2 separate regions of the Homo sapiens genome follow, and region 2 is linked to region 1. Evidence: chromatin contacts called from ENCODE Hi-C or POLR2A ChIA-PET data. All regions are on one chromosome and are shown on one strand. Each heading gives the region's core, a stretch centred on a gene start or an enhancer-like site at or near the end of the contact. The rest is flanking DNA. Distances are from core to core; before and after follow the strand shown.

Evidence for each region. A loop is a pair of places that touch in the nucleus more often than their neighbours do. ChIA-PET counts read pairs that join two places held with the same protein, here RNA polymerase II (POLR2A). Pooled maps may share reads with other maps.
Region 2: a map of PC-9 shows a loop between it and region 1 (4-fold over the local background). The contact joins the promoter of TIAM1-AS1 here to the promoter of TIAM1 in region 1. A Hi-C loop is called at or near these places in 19 of 168 maps with a recorded cell type or tissue (CD4-positive, alpha-beta T cell, CD4-positive, alpha-beta memory T cell, CD8-positive, alpha-beta T cell and 12 more), 1 of 37 single-sample maps with no recorded cell type and 19 of 50 pooled maps. POLR2A ChIA-PET finds 5 or more read pairs at or near these places in 20 of 52 experiments (CD4-positive, alpha-beta T cell, CD8-positive, alpha-beta T cell, GM12878 and 12 more).

What each region holds. Positions count from the first base shown.
Region 1 is chr21:31,342,104-31,346,400 of GRCh38, forward strand. It overlaps TIAM1 (TIAM Rac1 associated GEF 1), which reads right to left and starts at 2,158. Exons shown (of 28, transcript NM_001353694.2): 1 at 2,035-2,158.
Region 2 is chr21:31,557,433-31,561,846 of GRCh38, forward strand. TIAM1-AS1 (TIAM1 antisense RNA 1) reads left to right here and starts at 1,801. Exons shown (of 2, transcript NR_171013.1): 1 at 1,801-2,163; 2 at 2,585-3,055. It also overlaps a transcript of TIAM1 not described here. RefSeq lists enhancers at 1-614, 1,428-2,240 and a silencer at 1,520-2,149.

The DNA.
Region 1 (4,297 bases), core at 908-3,407:
ATTAAAACAAACAATTTTAATGATCTAGTATCTATTAAACAAATTTACAATTTAAAAACAGTCAGATAAGGTGGCACATGCCTATAGTCCTAGCTATACAGGAGGTTGGGGCGGGAGGATCACTTGAGCCCAGGAGCTCCAGTCCAGCCTGGGCAACAGAGCAAGACTCCATCTCTAAAAAGAAGAAATAAGTGAATAAAATTTAAAAATATAACCAACCAGAGACAAACCAGCTTATTTACTGGGAGAGGTGGGGAGACAATATGAAAAGATAATGATACAGAAATTGCCACTTTCTCTCACATCTACACGGTCATATACTAGCATTAACCCCAATTTCAAATGTCCTCATGATGGTATCTTCCAACAGTCACATGTGACAATATCTAAAAACCTTTGCTCTATGAACAATGCAGTTCCCCTTTTTGTAGCTAAGAATTATTGTTCCATAAAACTCCGTCTATTAGTCAGTTTCACCAGCATTATCATGAGATCCAATTTGGTTGTCTTTCCTGTTGAGTGAGTTACTAAAGGTTCCTTGTGGGGTGGAGGGGCGTGAGGGAGTAGATCACAGACCTCATGTCAGCATCAATTTCACATCTACCTGCTGCTGGGTCCTTTCTTGAGCTCAAAATGAGCTAGAACTCAGGGCTCTAGCCCTGGATCATGCAACCTGTTGTTCTTCCCTAAGCCATGTCTGATTTGGTTTAAAAGTAATTTCCTCTCCATCTGTATCTTTAACTTCAAGGAAGTGGGAGAGTCAGAGCAAGCTAAGCAAACTGCGGCCCCAGCAACCTGCCTCCCGACCCCCAAAGTTCAAGGGAAGGTATGCTGAGAGAGTCTGCCAATTCCGCTTCGATATAAGAAAAATGATAAAATCAGCTACTGACATTTTCCTGATTGTACCCACCCCAGACCTGGGAAAGAACATTTGGCTTGCTATAAATACAACAGGAGCCACACATTTTTCACCTTCATTTCTTCCCCTCAAAGTAAGATGATTCTGTAAACATTCTCATGAAGGATTCGCTTACAAAAAAACAAAAACCAGCTCCAGCTGCTGGTGTACTATTAAGTTGTTGATCAGGTATGAAACAAGTGCAACAGGTAACAGTTAACCCAATAGCCTCCCTCTGACCCCTACACACTGAGCAAAAGCTACACAGGCCAAATGGAAGCCCAGTGACCAGCTCCAGACTTGAAATAAAACCTAAATCCTGTCTGTGAGAAGCCTCATTTGAGCTAAGTTTATCCTTTGCTGGGACATACTGCCACTTGCAATGATCCCAGCCCCCAGCACCACCTTCCACCCAAACTTCCTCTCACAAAATTGACTTAGGCAATCGATCCAAAGGTAAGCTAGCTTTCACAGAAAGACAGACATTTAAAAAAATGATCCAGATAAACAAATCACACCTCCACAGCCAGGAACCTAGAGTCGAACTAATTTAATCAGATGTAAAATTAATGAGAACCCCGAGACTTCCGACGTCCCACTCCAGAACTCCCATCCAGGTGCGGTCGGGAGCCACAGCTTCTGAATATTCCTTCGGAACTTTTTTCTCACTTGATTCCCAAGCCTGTCATGGGGTTCTTTTTCAATGGCACTGACCTGCAATTACCCAACGAGCAGCGGGACAGCCCCGGGCAGGACGCATCCTGGGTGGGTGACGTGATCCCGCAGTCTCCTCCCCGACCCCATATCCCATACAATGATCCTCGCTTACAGAAGTCAAGGGGGAAAGATGACGCTTTCAAAGCCCGAATCTCTTTACCCTGGAGCCAGAACCAGCGTCGCCGCCGTCCCCTGCAGCTCAGCCGGCAACGCGCGCCGAGCCTCGGGGCGCAGCTTGGAGACGCGCTTGCTCGTTCTGGGAAGGGGCACGGGACGCACGGTTCCCCGGCCCCAGCTGCACAGCTCAGCTCGGGGCTCTCACCTATCCTCGTTCAGAGCCACATTCGGCTGCCTCCCCTGACCACCCGACACAAAGAGATTCGCCGGTGGAAAGAATCGATTTCAAAATTCAAGCTCACCGCTGCTCAACAAGGCGCGCACGTTTCTCCCCGTCTGGCTTCACATGTCCCAAACTTCCAGTAACAGAAATGAGGAAGCAGCAGCCTTCCCCGGCTGCTGGCGGAGGCAGTGGGTGTAACTTGTGAAGTTTCGTGCTATGATGAATCTGGTCACTTGGGTGTGTTGGAGAGGGTTGGTCGCTCCTCCCTTCCTCCTCCCACCATCACCTCCCTCCTCTCCGCCTCCCTCTCCAATTTAATTCTTCCCTCTGGCATTCGCCGGCTGTCACTCAGAATCCCAGCACCCTCCCCACCACATCCTTGGGGGCAATGTATTTCGAAAAGGTCTTAACCATTTTACGGATGAACCTGGTCACCCTGCACAAAGCGTGAGTGCTTGTCAAATAATTTTCTACAGCACGTGGCAAAAAAGCAGCGCCTCTTAAAAGATATAAAAGGCCAGCAATGTTACATAAGCGCCCCCCACCAGCCCTTCAAGGACAGAAACGTGGGTAGTTCATTCAGTGGAGACCTAACTCCCAAACATCTATTGAAAAGGAGTGAAGGGCAGAAAAACAGAAACCAAACTTTCAGTTGGCTGCCTTTTCTTTCATATGTACTAGAAAGTATTTCCAATATACAACATATATTTGAAAAGAATATAATGAACACCCACGTGCCCACCATGTAGCATAAAAAAATTAAAATTACTCACATAGTGGAAACTATCTGTCAACCTCTTCCTCGCTGAAATACATCCCTCTTTCCTTCCCCCTGGAAAGAAAACTGCCCCAAATTTGATTTCCCATGAGCAATTTTTATATCAGTTTCTAAAAATGTGAAAGGGAACATGCTAACTTAAAGTTTACCAGAAAGCCATGCAATGAACATCCCTCTGCTGTGCTTGACCTTGGTTTCCAAACAGAAGTTTCTTTAAATAAAACTTTAAATGACCTCAGGTTAAATGATGCCTCAGGTGGCTGGTTAAAGAGAATGAAAGAAATCACAAAAGAAGAAAACGGTAAATCTGAAGTGACAAGTGAGAGGCTATATCTGAAAGGGTTGAAGCATTCATGGATGAAATTGATAGATTAATAGAGTATTATCATTTTATAAGGTTAAAAGCTGTGCCAAAAACTAAGGATACTCATCCATACTGCAAGGGACTTTCCTCAAAGACACAGGCTACAAAAATAAAAACCCAACATTCATTAAAGAAGTCATAATGACTCAAATGCCAGCCAGGGATGCAGCCTGGAAACAGTACTCTAAAAAGGGAACTTTCAGAAACATTTAAACTTGACTCAAATATATATGTATATATATCCATATATATATTTTATATATATTCATATATATCCACACGGATTCACACATATATATATTCATATGTATATGAACATGAAGAAAGAGATGGCTGGTTCATCTTTACATTCTTGGTAAAGAATATAGGCTGGTATAAAGGCTGGTATAGCAGAAAATTTAATAACCACCTGATAAATGAATTAAGCAAATAAACAAAAGAGTACCCACAAACACATCTAAAGGAACAGAATGGGCACGGTGGCTCACGCCTATAATCCCAGCACTTCGGAAGGCTGAGGCAGGTGGATCACCTGAGGTCAGAAGTTTGAGACCAGGCTGGAAACACGGTGAAACCCCGTCTCTACTAAAAATACAAAAATTAGCCAGGCACGGTGGTGTGTGCCTGTAATTCCAGCTACTCAGGAGGCTGAGGCATGAGAATTGCTTGAACCTGGGAGGTGGAGGTTGCAGTGAGCCAAGATCACACCACTGCACTTCCAGCCTGGGTGACGGAGTGAGACTCTGTCTTGAAAATAAATAAATAAACAGAATGAAGAAAGAGAAGAATGTTTGGATACAGCAATGGTCCTTAGTTGGAGGTGAATTTGCCTCCGGGGAACATTTGGCAATATCTGGAGGCATTTTTGGTTGTCACAGCTGGGGGTTGCTACTGATATCTAGTAGGTAGAGTCCAGAGATGCTGCTCTACATCCTATCATGCATATAACAGGCCCCCACGACAAAGAATTATCCAGCCACAAATGCCAATAGTGCTGCTGCTGCTGAGAAACCCTGATTTAGAAGTTTCACTATCACCTGTCATTTAATTAATGTATTCCATCTATTCCATATAGCATCATCAATTTGAAGAGACTCTCCAGGGACTTAGAAAAACATGAAACAACACTTCTCCTTTTCCACTGTGCAGCATTCAATCGCTGAGAACCATACATATGGGCTCAGAAGAAAGCAGACACTG
Region 2 (4,414 bases), core at 551-3,050, 210 kb after region 1:
CCCCGCCCCCCTAGAGGTTATTCCTTATCCCCACTTTACAGATGCGCAAACTGAGACACAGGAAGATAGAATAGCTCGGCCGGGATCACCCAGCTTGTGAGTGACACCGAGCAGGTACTGGAACCCGGGTTTGTTTGACCTCAGCGCACAGGCTCTAAACCTCTGCTCCAACTCAAAGTATGCGCCAAGTCAGCGTGCATGGGTAACCCGATCCGGACGGCTCTGACTCGGGATGCGGCACAGCTGCCCTGCGGGGCCGCGCGGGTGTCACCGAGGCGGGCACAGACTGCACAGTGTCCCCAAGGGCTCGCGCACGTCCTTCAAGACCTGCCAGCGCGCGGGAAAAGGCAGGCTCCGAGTCAACCAGGGCTGACCCGGGGGCAAGACCAGGAGACGCGACGACTGGAACCGGGTGAGTGTGGCCGAGTCGGCGCCCCGAGGGCCGCCAGCCTGGACCCCAGGCTGGGACACGGGCGCCCCCGGGTGCAGGGGACCTAGAGGCGCCGTGCGCGGCGGGGGCTGGGCGCGAAGGCGCCGAGACGGCATCTTTCCCCTGCAGCATCCCGCCCCGCGGCCGGGGGGAGGGGGCGTCACCTGACAGCGCGCAACAACTTCTCCAGGTTTCGAGGGGGCAAGCGGCAGCCGCCGGGGCTGGGGGGCGCACGGCGCGCTGCTCTCGCCCAATGGCGAGGTCTGTAAACAAAAGCGGGCCCCACGCGGGTCCCCAGCCGGGTGGCGAGGGGCGCGGCGCAGCAGCATCGCAGCGGCAGAGCTGGTGAGAGGGCGAGGCGGGGACGGGATAGGGCGCGGGGACCCAGGGCACAGTCCCCGGGACCCGACCGCCCGGATGAGGCATTGTCTGCGCACCCGCAGGATTCCGCTTTTAATGCCCCCCTCCGGGGGTTCGTCGCGGGTCCCCAGCTCCGTGCGCCGGCCCCCGGGCTTTCCGCCCGGTGAGCCCGGCCCCGAGGGCGGCACGGATCGCCAAGGTGAGCGCCCAGGACGCGTCGCCGAAAAGCCAGGCCCGGAGGTGCCTAAGTCAGGGACCGAGACGCAAACATAGACACAAGGATGCACAAGCACGCCCTCCCCGAAGTTGACAAAAATCAGCCGATAAAATACAAAGTGCCGCGGCCGCCGCAGGTCAGCGCTGACCTCCTGCTGCCGAGAGGACCGAATGCCGACGTCCGGACGCTGTCATTTCCATCCAGCGAAGGCACCTGGGCTGCACGGTCTCGTCTCCCTCCTTCGCGCGAGGGATGCCTCCTCCTGCCTCTCCTCCCCGCATCTCCCCACCTCCCAAGTGTGTGAACACGAAAACAATACGTGGAAAGCCCGATCGGGGGGAGCTAGGACCCGCCGGGAGCCCCAGTGTGCGGGAGACGGGGGTCAGAACGTGCCCGGCACGGGCACCGAGGCTCCGGGCATCCTCGCCGCCGTCTCCCGGGGCGGCTCCGGCCGGACGCCCGCGCACCCCAGGCCCGCGGTACTCACCCGCGACGGTCGTCCGGGATCTCCGCGACGGGGCCGGGCACGATGCGGGGCAGCCGTGCCCCTGGGGCTGCGGGCGCCAAGGCGTCCGCGGAGCTGCAGAGCTGCGCGCCCGACGGCGGCGGCGCTGCTCTGCCGGCCGCGCTCGAACCCGCTCGTGGTCTGCCAATCGGAGCTGTCAGGGCCCCTCCGCCTGCGGCCTCGGGGGCCGGGCCGCGGGAGCCCGTGGGAAACCGAGCTCCGATTGGGCCGCCTGACAATCGCTCCGCCTCCGGCCAGCCAATCCGAGGCGGTGGATGCAGGAGCGGGGCGTTCGGAGTTGGGCTGTAGAGCGACTATGGGCGCACGCCGGGTATCCGCGCCGCAGCCAGGCTCGGAGCGCGCGGCTGGAGGGGCGCGGGCGGCGCGCGCTCCAGAGATGCCTTCCTGCGAGGCTCCGTCAGCGCGGCCCGGGGAGATCGCCCGCAGGCAGCGGAGGCGCGGCGGGCCGGGGGACGACCAGGGAGCCCCTAACAAAGCAGCTTTGGGAGGGCCGGAGGCCTCTGCCTCCCTCGGCGATAGGTCCGCGAAGCTGCCTGTCATCTCGCATAGGTGGAGGTGGCCAATGGCGTGCACAGACGGAGCTCTAGTTGGCGCGCGCGCGCGGCTCGGCATCGGTGGGATTGGTCGGAGGTAAAGGATTTTCCTGCCACCTAAGGCGGAGAGGAAGGGGGATCGAAACGGGGGAGGCGAAGAGTCAAAAAATGTTGTGCCTGGGACAAGTGGTCTGGCGCGGGAGGCGTGTGCCTGGCTCTAGGGGGAGACAGGAACTTTTTTACGAGAGAAAAAAATCCTAACGCAATCCCTTCCCGTGGATGCTAGAGGATGTTAGACCCTGAGCAGCCTCCAGGTAGGGCATGGTGGCCTTCACCAGAGTCCAGGACTCCCAGGGTTCACTTACCGTGCCCAGCAAGCGAACTTGGAATAACAGCGTGGGGTTTGGGCCTTACGCTTACCTGCTGGGCAGAGTAAGTGACTCGGGCAGGGTTCACGCAGACCTCCTGGGCTCCTCTGTAAAATCCGGAAACTACAGTTGCAGTTTACCTCTCGCAAGGTTGTGGAGAACGCGGAAACGGAGACGCTGGCGGTACAGCCTCGAGCGAAACCTTTCCCTACACGAGGCCGGAGCTTCCTCCTCTCCTGAAGAGCTCTAGACTTCCCCATTTACAACAAAGGCTGGGATGTATGTTCCTTACACCTTGATTCCATACACACGTGTTCGCCCCGGGAGCTGGGAAGGTCTGCGCTCCCGGGGTGATCTTGTTGAAAACAAAAAGAATTGCCCACGCTGTGGAAGATAAACCTAAACCGGAAAATTGAAAGTCATCCCTGATTCCTCCTTCTTCTTAACCCTCTCCCATCCATTTTTGTTAACCTCCCAAACCCATTCCTCCCATCCTGTCTCACCTGGACCTCAGTAAAGGGCTCCCATCGTCCTTCTGTCCCAGGCCTTGCCCCCTGAAATCTGTTCTCCACTTTGCAGAATGATCCTTCTAAGCAGAAAAATCTCATTTTGCGCTCCCAACTCTGGGTCTCTTTTCTTTCCCCAGAACACGTCAACCCCCAGCCCCTCCCTTCACTTCACTAATTCCTACCCTTCTTCAGATCCCAGCTTGGCCGCCAAGGCATCCATGCAGTAGGCATTGCTGAACTACTGCTCTTACAGACCCCGGGAAGCCTCCTGTACCCTGTCAAGGTTAGATGCCACATTTCCACTTCCAGTGCTTCCACCCCCTGTGCTCCCCTCACAGGCCTGTATGACACGGGGCTGAAGTTGCCTGTTGCACTGCAGCCTTCCATGGAAGCCGGAATCTTATCTATCTTCCCTGCTGGATCCCAGTCCTAGCACAGTGTTTGGCACATTTGGGGCACTGAAAAAACATGGAATCCATGAATTATAGAGGAGCTATAATTATAGGCAAGAGCTTTAAGGATTTGAAGTGCTTCTAAAACATCAGTTTGAGAAGAATGGGTAGCATGGTAGCTCTTGAACGGATGCGTCCACCAGGTTCCATGATCAGTATTACAGGGAGGTTTTTGAGTCAAGTTTGAGAGATTTTCCAAAGACACCCCTTCCAAAACCAGCCTCGTTTCAGCCAACAGCTTGGAATGGAGAATAATTCCCTTGAGAAGCTTTTCATCCCAGGACAAAGAGCCATTTCTTTACCTGTTACAAGCCACCATCTAGGGGAAATACATATATTTGAAAATGAGTAGAGGGTTTTTCCCTAAGGAAGTTTAGAAGTACATCTGGCCATCCTTAAAAGAACAGACCCTGGAGTGAGGCTGCCTAATTTCAGGCCCGGTTCCTTTCTAGCTGTTACCTAGGGCAAGTTACTTCAGGCCTCCGTGCCTCGGTTTCCCCATTTATATAAATGAGATAACAATAGTGCTTCATACCACATACAGTTGGTACGAGGATGAATGAGTTAATATTAACAATGTGCTGGCCAGGCGCGGTGGCTCACTCCTGTAATCCTAGCACTTTGGGAGGCCAAGATGGGCAGATTGCCTGAGCTCAGGAGTTTGAGACCAGCCTGGGCAACACGGTGAAACCCCGTCTCTACTAAAAATACAAAAAATTAGCCGGGCATGGCGGTGTACTCCTGTGGTCCCAGCTACTCAGGAGGCTGAGGGCAGGAGAATTGCTTGAACCCAGAAGGCAGTGGTTGCAGTAAGCCGAGATTGCGCCACTGCACTCCAGCCTGGGCAACAGAACGAGACTCCGTCTCCAAAAAAAAAATAAATAAAAAACAACAATTTAAAAAAAAAATGTGTTTAGAAGAGTACCTGGCACATAGTAGCATTTAATAATGTTTACTGAATAAATAAACAGCTTCCACTGGACATGTGTGTGATGGGTAGGGAGTCCTCATGAGTGAGT